Linked DNA regions of Homo sapiens: region 2 is linked to region 1. A link is an interaction called in ENCODE POLR2A ChIA-PET data of the cell type or tissue named here. Cell type or tissue: B cell. All regions are shown on one strand.

Region 1 (5,000 bases):
GAGCCTCAGAGTTTGAGGCTGCAGTGAGCCATGATCGCACTCATAATCTCCACTCCAGTGGCATTGTGAAGTATTTGTCCTTTCGTGATGGGCTCATTTCACTTAGCATAATTCCTCAAAGTTCATCCATGCTCTAGCATGTGACGAGATTTCTTTTTTTTTTTTAAGGTTGAATAACATTCCATTGTATTTATATACCACAGTTTCCTTATCTGTTCATCTAAGGATATCTGTGATGTTTCTACCTCTTGGGTATTGTGAATAATGTTGCAGTAAACATGGGTGTGCGAAATTTCTTCAAGGTCCTGTTTTGAATTCTTTTAGATATATACCCAGAAATAGGTATGTATCTATGTATCAGAAATAGGATCACATGATAATTCTATTTTTAATATTTTGAGGCACCTCCATGTTGTTTTCCATAGTGGCTGCATCATTTTACATTTCCACCAACAGTGCACAAGGGTTCCAATTTCTCCACATCCTCACCAACACGTTATTTTCTTTTCTTTTGATAGAGGCCATCCCAGTGGGTGGGAGGTGATAATTCACTGTGGTTTTGATTGGCATTTGTCTTATGATTTGTAATGTTGAGCATCTTTTCATATGCTTATTGGCCATTTGTATAGCTTCTTTGGAGAACTCTCCATTTTTTAACTGTGTTGTTTTTTGTTGGTGTTGAGTTGTAGAAGTTCCTTATATATTCTGGATATTAACCCCTTATCAGATATATGATTTGCAAATGTTCGCTACCATTCCATGGATTACCTTTTTACTCTATTGTTTCCTTGATGCAAGAAGTTTTTAAGTTTGATGTAGTCCCACTTGTCTATTTTTACATTCAGTTTTAAATGCTCTGAAACTTAGACCCCTCAAACCACTTCTGGATAAAGACTTTACCAGTTTTCTCATGAAAAGAGATAAGATATCTATACTAAAACCATGTTCTATTTGTCACTTAAGTGGAAACTCCAAATAGTGTTATTTTACATAGTAAATTATGTGATTAAAAACAATTATTTACTTTTCATTATTTTCATGCTTAGAAATTTTACTATCTTATTTTTCTTCTCAAAATATTTGTTAATTTTTAAATGAATCTATTTGTCATTCATTCACTTATTAAGTAATTATTTAACAAAAATATGGAGCAGCTATTATAAACCAGGCACTCTCCCAAGTTTTAGATCACAACTGTTCTCTCCTTCCATTCCTTACTCCCCAAATGGGGTAACCTTTAAGTACAATCAACCCTAATATATAATATATACATTTAATTTTAAAGATATCGCTGCATTTTATGAAGTTTGCCTTAGAAATAATATACTTTATTTTAAATAGGAAATACAGTGGCTCATTTAACTAGGAATTCTAAGGGATGGGCATGGCTGGCTCCAGGGACTTAATGTGATCAGGACACTCTCTCTCCATGTTGGCTTTTACAGGCATTCTCTCTTCATCTGGTAGGAAATTACCACTGCTAGCTCTTGGTTTAAAAGAATAAGGGGTCGGGGATGTGGCTCACACCTGTAATCATTTGGGAGGCCAAGGTGGGCTGATCACCTGAGGTCAGGAGTTCAAGACCAGCCTGGCCAACATGGTGTAACCCTGTCTCTACTAAAAATACAACAATTAGCCAGGTGTGGTGGTGTGCGCCTATAGTCCCAGCTACTCGGGAGGCTGAGGCACGAGAATTGCCTGAACCTGGGAGGAGGAGGTTGCAGTGAGCCAAGGTTGCACCACTGCACTCCAGCCTAGGTGACAAAGCAAGACACTGTCTCAATAAATAAATAAATAAAAATAAAAGAATAAGAACACCCTGTCTTAATATTTTTAATTAAATTATATGCTCATCCTTGTAGCCTCTGAGGCAGTGTCAAGACTGCTAACCACACTAGGGATTGGGGCTGGGACAGGGGTGAAACCCTCAGGAAGGGATGCTGACAGACAAGAATAAGTTGACTATAGGGAAAAGGTAATAAATTGCATTGAGACAATTGCCTATCCATTTCAGCAAAGATATTGGTAAGTTCTTACGTCATATTAAAAAAAATCATAGATAGATTAAATAGTTAAACATAAAAACCATATGCTATAAAAGTACTAGAAAAACATATAGGAGAATACTGACATAACCTAAGGACCTTCTAAACAAGATATAAACCAACAGCCAAAAAGGAAAAGGTGTTGAATTTGACCACATAGATGTTTAAAAATACCTTTGACCTCAAAGAAGTTAAAAAACATAAATAGCAAACAGCATAGATAATGTATTGTTATCCAAAACATATAAAGCATTTTCACATGTAAGTAAGCAAACACAACCCGACTTGTAAATATGGGCAGAGATTATAAACAAATAACAGAACTACAAATAGATAATAAACACATGAAAATTGTTCACTCATTAATAATCAGGAAAATGCAAATTAAAGTATCAGTGGACTATTATTTTGTGCATCAAATTCTTAAAAACGAAAATGTGAGTGTGGGATGAGTACTTTCTAGCGTTTTGATGCAAATGCAAATTAGCATATCTATTTTAAAGCATAATCTGGCAGTATCAAAATAAATACGCTTGTACCCTCTGATCCAACGATTCTACTTTTCGTACTTATCCTATACTTACACAGGTGAGTAAAGTTAATACTTACCGTTTAGCAAGTGTCTATTATGTTCCAAGCCCTTTAAAATTCTTTGAAAGAGGTGATAGGTAGTATACTCATTTTGCAGATGAGAAAACTGAAACTCAGATGTAAACTGCCCAAAGTTATAGGACCATGGAAGAATCTGGATTTAAACCTAAATATTTCTGCCTGTAAAATCCAAGGTCTTTTTACTGTATCATACGAGTTCTCTTACTACCACCAAACGCTACCTTTCATTGCTAAGTAAAATTAATTTCCCCATCTCTCCTCACCTTTTTTTCATCCTGACTTTTGGGGAAATGATTTAGGGTCCAGTCACTGTCAGGGTTTAAGTAAAAGCTAATTAAGCTATATCTTGAAAGGCTTAATTTATGAACGGGCTCTAAAAATGTGAAGGAACTATTGAAAGACTGTCACCTGAATCAGCTATGAGTTGAAAGAGATGTTATCAGTCCTTTCCAATTCAGATTTAGTACTCCAGAAGTTTGCCTCAAAATACTGCATTTCTATAACACACTGTCTACCTTGGCTCATTAAAAAAAAAAAAAAAAAAAAAAAAAAAACTCTTCTTTTAACTTCAAACAACTCCGAAGATTGTTTTCCCACAGAATTCTAAAGATTTTGTGACTTGTTTGTGAAGCAATTAACTTGGACTTTCAGAAATTTGTTCTAGAACTCTGAGATGTCTTCAGTTTACAAGTCTGTTGCCCTAGGTGATAGATTCAATCTTTTAAGTCTGTTGATTGTATATACTGGAATATATGTTTAGTGGGTTACAAACCCAATTTATCTTTTTCAATTTAATTTTGTTTTATATGTTGGGTATGGCTCTGACTACCACTCCTAAGAAAAACATCTTAGGTAAGTTTTCTTTTTCGTTAAAATATTTGACAATGATCTTTCTTTTTAAAAGTTAAGCTTTTTATTTTGAAATAAATGTAAATTAATGTGCAGTTGTAAGAAATAACAGAGAGAGCTCATGTTCTCTTCCTTATTCAGCTTTCTTCAATAGTAACATCTTTCAAAACTGTAGTACAATTTCACAACCAGGATATTGACATTATACAGTTAAGACCTAGACATTTCCACAAGGACCTCTAATATCCTTTTATAATCTCACCATTTCCTTCCTGCCCCCATCCCCTATTAATGTCTGGTAACCACTAATCTGTTCATTTTTTATAATTTTGTCATTTCAAGAATGTTATATAAATGGAATCATACAGTGTGTAACATTTTGGGATTGTCTTTTTTTTACTCAGCATAAATCTCTAAAAATTCATCCAGGTTGTTGTATATATAAATAGTTTATTCCTTTTTATTGCTGAGTATTATTCCATTGTATGGATGTACCAAAGTTTATTCACCAGTTAAAGGACATCTGGGTTGTGTTCCAGTTTGGAGCTATTATGAATAAGGCTGCTATGAACATTGTATATAGGTATTTTTATGAACATGTAAGTCTTAATTTCCCTGGAATAAATGCTCAAGAGTGCAATTGGTGGGTCATAGGGTAGTTGCATGTATAGTTTTTTTAAAGAAACTGAATAAAAGGCAAGATGGTTTACTAGGAGAACACATGGACACAGGAAGGGGAACATCACACTCTGGGGACTGTTGTGGGGTGGGGGGAGGAGGGAGGGATAGCTTTAGGAGATATACCTAAAGCTAAATGATGATTTAATGGGTGCAGCACACCAGCATGGCACATGTATACATATGTAACTAACCTGCACATTGTGCACATGTACCCTAAAACTTAAAGTATAATAATAATAAAATAAAAAAAAAGAAAAATAAAAAAATAAAAAAAAGAAACTATCAACAGAGTAAACAGACAACCTACGGAATGGGAGAAAATATTCACAAACTACGAGTCTGACAAAGGACTAATATCCACAACCTATAAGGAATGTAAACAATTGAACAAACAAAAAACAATCTCATAAAAAGTGAGGAAAAGACATGAATAGACACTTCTCAAAAGAAGACATACAAGCAGCAAACATATTTAAAAATGCTCAGCATCACTAATCATCAGAGAAATGCAAATCAAAGCCACAATGAGACACCATCTTACACCAGTCAGAATGGCTATTATTAAAATGTCAGAAAACAATAGATGTTGGCAAGGCTGCAGAGAAAAGAGAATGCTTACACACTATTAGTGGGAATGTAAATTAGTTCAGCCGCTGTGGAAAGCACTTTAGGAATTTCTCAAAGAACTGAAAATAGAACTACAATTTCAGCCAGCAGTCCCATTACCAGTTATATATCCAAAGAAAAATAAATTGTTCTACCAAAAAGACATATGCATTTGTATGTTCATTGCAGCACCATTCACAATAGCAA
Region 2 (5,000 bases), 75 kb before region 1:
GAGACGGGGTTTCACCGTGTTAGCCAGGATGGTCTTGATCTCTTGACCTCGTGATCCGCCCACCTCAGCCTCCCAAAGTGCTGGGATTACAGGCGTGAGCCACTGCGCCCGGCCCATAATCATTCTTATCGTCCAATGATATATCTAAATCGGTGTTTCTCACTATCAAATTTTTACACAATTTCTACTTTTGTGCCCAGTAATCTATCATTAGCACTGCTTTCAGGGACAAAAATGGGATTTGTAATACAGAATACCTCAAAACTATGCACATATAAAACAAACATGCTATAAATAATAATAATGGCCGAGTTAAAATATTCATCTGTTGATGATCAGCACAGCTAAATCCCTTGCTCTGGAGTATACTTTGTCCCTATCCATAAAGTTCATAAGTTTCAAGTTTCAAGCAGAAGAGTTTCAAAGGATTTATAAGACCATATAAAGACTTTCTGTCCTATAGATTTATACCCTAAAATCATGATATTTTTGGATTATAGAATAAAAGAACACCAAACTCTTAAAGAAATTGCATAAGCAACTGAATAAGCAATATCAACATGTTTTCAAACTATACTTCTGGACAGGATTTCTATCTTTTGCTTGATGTCCCAGAGTGACAGTATCAAAGGAGATACATAAAAATGCTTAATACAGCATTAGCTAATATTTATACATCCCTAGTTTTATGCTTTGTCCCATCATCCATTTGTTTTCAAATTCACTGTTTCTATAAAAGGTCATGATTGGCTTAGAAATCTGAATAACAAAGCAAATTATTATTTGCCAGTCAAAAATAATTTAGTGACGGTCATATGTAGTTTAGTCAAAGGAAATAAGATAGCTCAAAAATACTAAAAGTAAAACTCAAACAGGTAGACTTCAGTCTCACATTCATAAGGCATTCTTGATTTCTTTCTTTTTTTTAATTTGAGACAGGGTCTTACTCTGTTGCCCAGGTTGGAGTGCAGTGGCATGATCTCCACTCACTGCAACCTTCGCCTCCTGGGCTCAAGCGATCCTCCCACCTCAGCCTCCCAAGTAGCCTGGACTACAGGCACCTGCCACCATGCCCAGCTAATTTTTGTATGTCTTTGTAGAGATGGGGTTATACCATGTTGTCCAGGCTGATCTTGAACTCCTGAACTCAAGTGATCTGCCTGCCTTGGCCTCCCAAAGTGCTGGGTTTACAGGCAAGAGCTACCATGCCTGGCCTTGATTTATTTCTTTAAAAGAAAGAGCAACTTGACATAAACTCTACCTGAAATTCTGTAGTCTCTTAAGTGAGCAATATCTTCTCTCTGCCATTTGGCATAAAAGCTACCCAAGGCTATATAATAATATTCACATCTAACACTGCAAAAGCCTTTTCAAGATAGGCTTTCTTATAACTTTTCAAGAATGGAGACTGAGTTTAGTATGCATTATTTAAATATTTGAAAGTTAGATTAATGGAGAAATTAAGTGTTAATAAAAGGGTTATTATTACCAAATCATACCTAACAAAGTACACATTTTATTATCTTAACAGCTGACAACAGTGCTTCTTTTAGGAAAGAAATACTTTTTGTTTGGGAAAAGACTTGGAAAAGTCTCTTAAGGTAGAAGGTAAGGCCTCATAGCATCAAAAAGAAGGCTAAACTGCTCTGCAAGAGACAGGGAAATAACTGTTTTTTCTTTCTCCTAAAAGGGAGAGGGAAGAGAGAGAGGTCTCATGGTGATGGCAGGAGCTCAGAGAGAACACCAGAAATCTGCAAAAATCATAAGGAGGGTTTTGGCTTCCCCATATGAAACCTTCACATGCAACTGAAGGTTTACAGCAACTATTTCACTCTTGAAGGGTCTGGACACTCAGCTGACACTTGGGTTAGACATATTAAAATATTACTTCACAAGGGCAGTTGCTGTCAATAATTTATATTCCAGGATATTAATAAAATATAGTTACCATATTTTTTATTTTTCAACAGAAAATTATGTCCTTTTGACTAAAGTAACGATTAAAAAAGGAAAAAAAACAAGTATAGGTCTTCAAAAATGAGGAATGCAGAGTAAATGGCATCATAGAATTCATGGATTTCCTGTTCTCTTAACCAAAAATGGGGGAATACATCTCAAGCAGAGGCATTTTATACAATAGAATCTGTGGGTACTAAAATATGTACTGTACTTCTAGAAACAAATAAATCCTTCCTGAACAAGTCAGAAAGAATTTTCTTTCAATGATGACTGGCAAAATTTAGGCGCTAGTTTCAATAAAAAGACACCATTGGCCGAAAACCTGGAAATACTTCACAGAAGATTAGAAACAGACTGAATAGATGACAATTGTGCTAACAGATTTAAGAATATTTCTGTATAATCTGCTCTTCAGAATTTATCCTCAAATCAAATAGCTAGGAAGACCCCTTGAAATGGCACTTTCACATAGCAGTAAGGAAAATACAAATTTTAAAAACAGCAACAAGTCAAGAAGAGGTAGAAAATCTATGTCCTCATTTCTCTTTGTCCTCTCTAACAATAAAACACAAATTTGCTTTTGGTGGCTTAAGATGACTCTAAATCCTTCAGTTATTTAAAAATTATAGTCCTTAAGGCCTTCAGAAGCAGAAGTCCCCATATGATCAGTGTCAAAAGAAAAACTATAGGCAATATAGCTCTTCAAGTCAACGAAGTAATCAGTGGCACCAGGACGTGCAATCTTATATGACCAGAACAGAGGGTAACTTAAAATGGCGGTGAGTGATGGTCAGGATGGAGTATTATAAACACATATAATTCTAGATTTATTCTAGAATTATCTGCATATTAAAGACATACCTATTTTAGTAATGTAATTCTACTAGGCGAGAGACTTTCTAATTACAGTATGTTTAGACATAAGACTCATTGTTTTTCAAAACCAGTTGTCACAGACAACTCAAGGGCTTTGAAGATAAGGTTACTTTTTGAGGGAGAATTAACATGCAATAGACGCCTTTGGTTTGCCCATGAACTTCAGGGCAAATAAGAACAGGTAAATTTTTTGAGATATGGCTACTGGCTATCTGCAATCCAGGAGGTTATTAGATTCAGAGCTTGAAGGCTATAATAAATAGGAGGCTGTGGAAATTTGAGAACTCTCTTCCTCTACCTGCGTTTAATGGCTATTCTCCCCAGTTCTTCAGGATTCTCTCATGGGCCCTCTCTCTCTCCTTCTCTCCTCTGGAATCTCATCTACTTCAAAGGCCTCAATTTCCAACTACACTATAGTTACTCTCCAAGTCTCTATCTTCAACCCAAATTGGCATTTTGTGATTTTATACTGGAAATCTCAGTATCAATTTATAATCATTACCATAAATCCACCACATTCTAAACTGAACTCATTTTTCCTTCTCCCATTAAATATTTTTCTTTTTCTGCTTCACTAACTAGTTGATATCACCAATTCACCTGATCAGCAGAGCCAAAAATCTAAGAGTCATCCTTCCTTTCCTAAATACCTGCTTTCTATATAGTCACCAGTTCTGTCAATTTATTTTTCAAGCCTATTGCTACGGCCCTAGTTTAATCCTTCTCTGTCCGTGGCCATAGTTTCCTACCGTGTCCTCCAGTCTTAACCCTCTCTACTCTGAGCTGATGTGGCTCTTAGAACGCATACTGCTATTCTGCACACCCTCCCTACTCTCAGCATACCGGTCCTTATGCTTCAAATGTCCTCTACCTCTAAATGTACACACAAACCTAGCAACTTGGTTTTTCATGCAGACTTTCTTATAAGGGAAAAATATACTAACTCTATGGGGACCCAAATATGTAGTCCACTTGGCAGTTGTACTGTATATCAAGATCACACATCCTGGCTTATTTATTATTCTTTAATGTATTTGATTAGTGTATCATTTTCTCAGGGCCTTATCAACTCAGTACAGTGAGAAAACTTCAGTTTCCAGACCTACACAATTGAAGAGGAGACACCACTACCCTGTGAAACTTTTCCTGAGCAAAAGGAACTAGCTCTTTGACACTGAAAGCAAAAATCAAAACATTTTAGTGAAATTCGTGCCTTTACTGAACAATAAAACAAACGAAACTAGCACTCCGAAGGTTTTGAAGACCAGCTAATGATGGTAAACAATTTATGATAAAGACACAAGGGCCTTCTGTGTTTCAAATGAAATGCATATGATAAAGAAATATGTTCTCAATTCTGTTGCAAATCAGTCTTTCCTAATAATAGTTAGCTGATTGAGTACTTACTAGGTGCCAGGCATCATGTTAAATGCTTTCTGTGTATGATTACCTCCTTTAATCCTCACAATTCCATGAGGTGAATGTTATTACTGTCATCATTTTACAGACAAGAAAATTAAGGCTTAGAGGTTAATTACTTGTCCATACTAAGAGCCAGGAATAAAACCCAACTATGTTTTTCCAAAGCTGAGGCCTCTATCCTCTGAGCTTTACTAGCAAGGGACTGGAGTGTGAGGATAGTAGTGTGTGTGTAGTTTGCAAAAGCCTCAGATAATTCTACTACAATCCTATGTCTCTACTCCACTTTTTAAAAACACATAGTGGTTACTGAATATAGAAGAAGAAGAAAAAAAACAAGTAATCCGCTCCCCCCAACCATTTGTTCTTGAGCAATTTATATTTGCTTTTAGAAATGACTTATCTGGTTCCAGAGTTGGGTGTATTTACAGTGAGGCAGAATAATCTGTGTGTGTGTTGTATGTACATCACACAATTCTTAATGAGACAACTCCAAATCTGACTTTGGTTCTGTTTTTAAGTGGGTAATTCTACAATATCAAGAAAATAATACAGATGTATTACCATAAATTGGGAAGCATTCTGTTACTTGTTTTGAACTGCTAAAAGTAGTAAATGGAACATAGATAAAAAATAAATCTCTATTCCAATAAATTAAGTCTACCTCTATCTTAGTATCTGGCAAATGACAGGCATTCAATAAATATCTGTTAAATGAATGAATCAGGCTGTAGTCAAATTACATC

What was found. ChIA-PET counts read pairs that join two places held together with the same protein. Peaks named below come from ENCODE experiments on the same cell type or tissue, not always from the same donor. Only the 100,000 strongest peaks of a DNase experiment are listed, where the experiment ranks them.
Region 2: POLR2A ChIA-PET joins it to region 1 with 6 read pairs; 2 of 35 experiments call an interaction of 5 or more read pairs at or near these places.

What each region holds. Positions count from the first base shown.
Region 1 is chr2:201,508,663-201,513,662 of GRCh38, forward strand. The region is part of intron 13 of CATSPERT (catsper channel auxiliary subunit tau); the gene reads right to left. Among named protein-coding and RNA genes, the nearest start is that of STRADB, 59 kb to the left of the region's middle. In B cell, no CTCF peak of the experiment used is centred here; no DNase peak of the experiment used is centred here.
Region 2 is chr2:201,434,143-201,439,142 of GRCh38, forward strand. All of the region lies in intron 1 of TRAK2 (trafficking kinesin protein 2), which reads right to left. Among named protein-coding and RNA genes, the nearest start is that of TRAK2, 15 kb to the right of the region's middle. In B cell, no CTCF peak of the experiment used is centred here; no DNase peak of the experiment used is centred here; H3K27ac peaks cover 1,026 bases.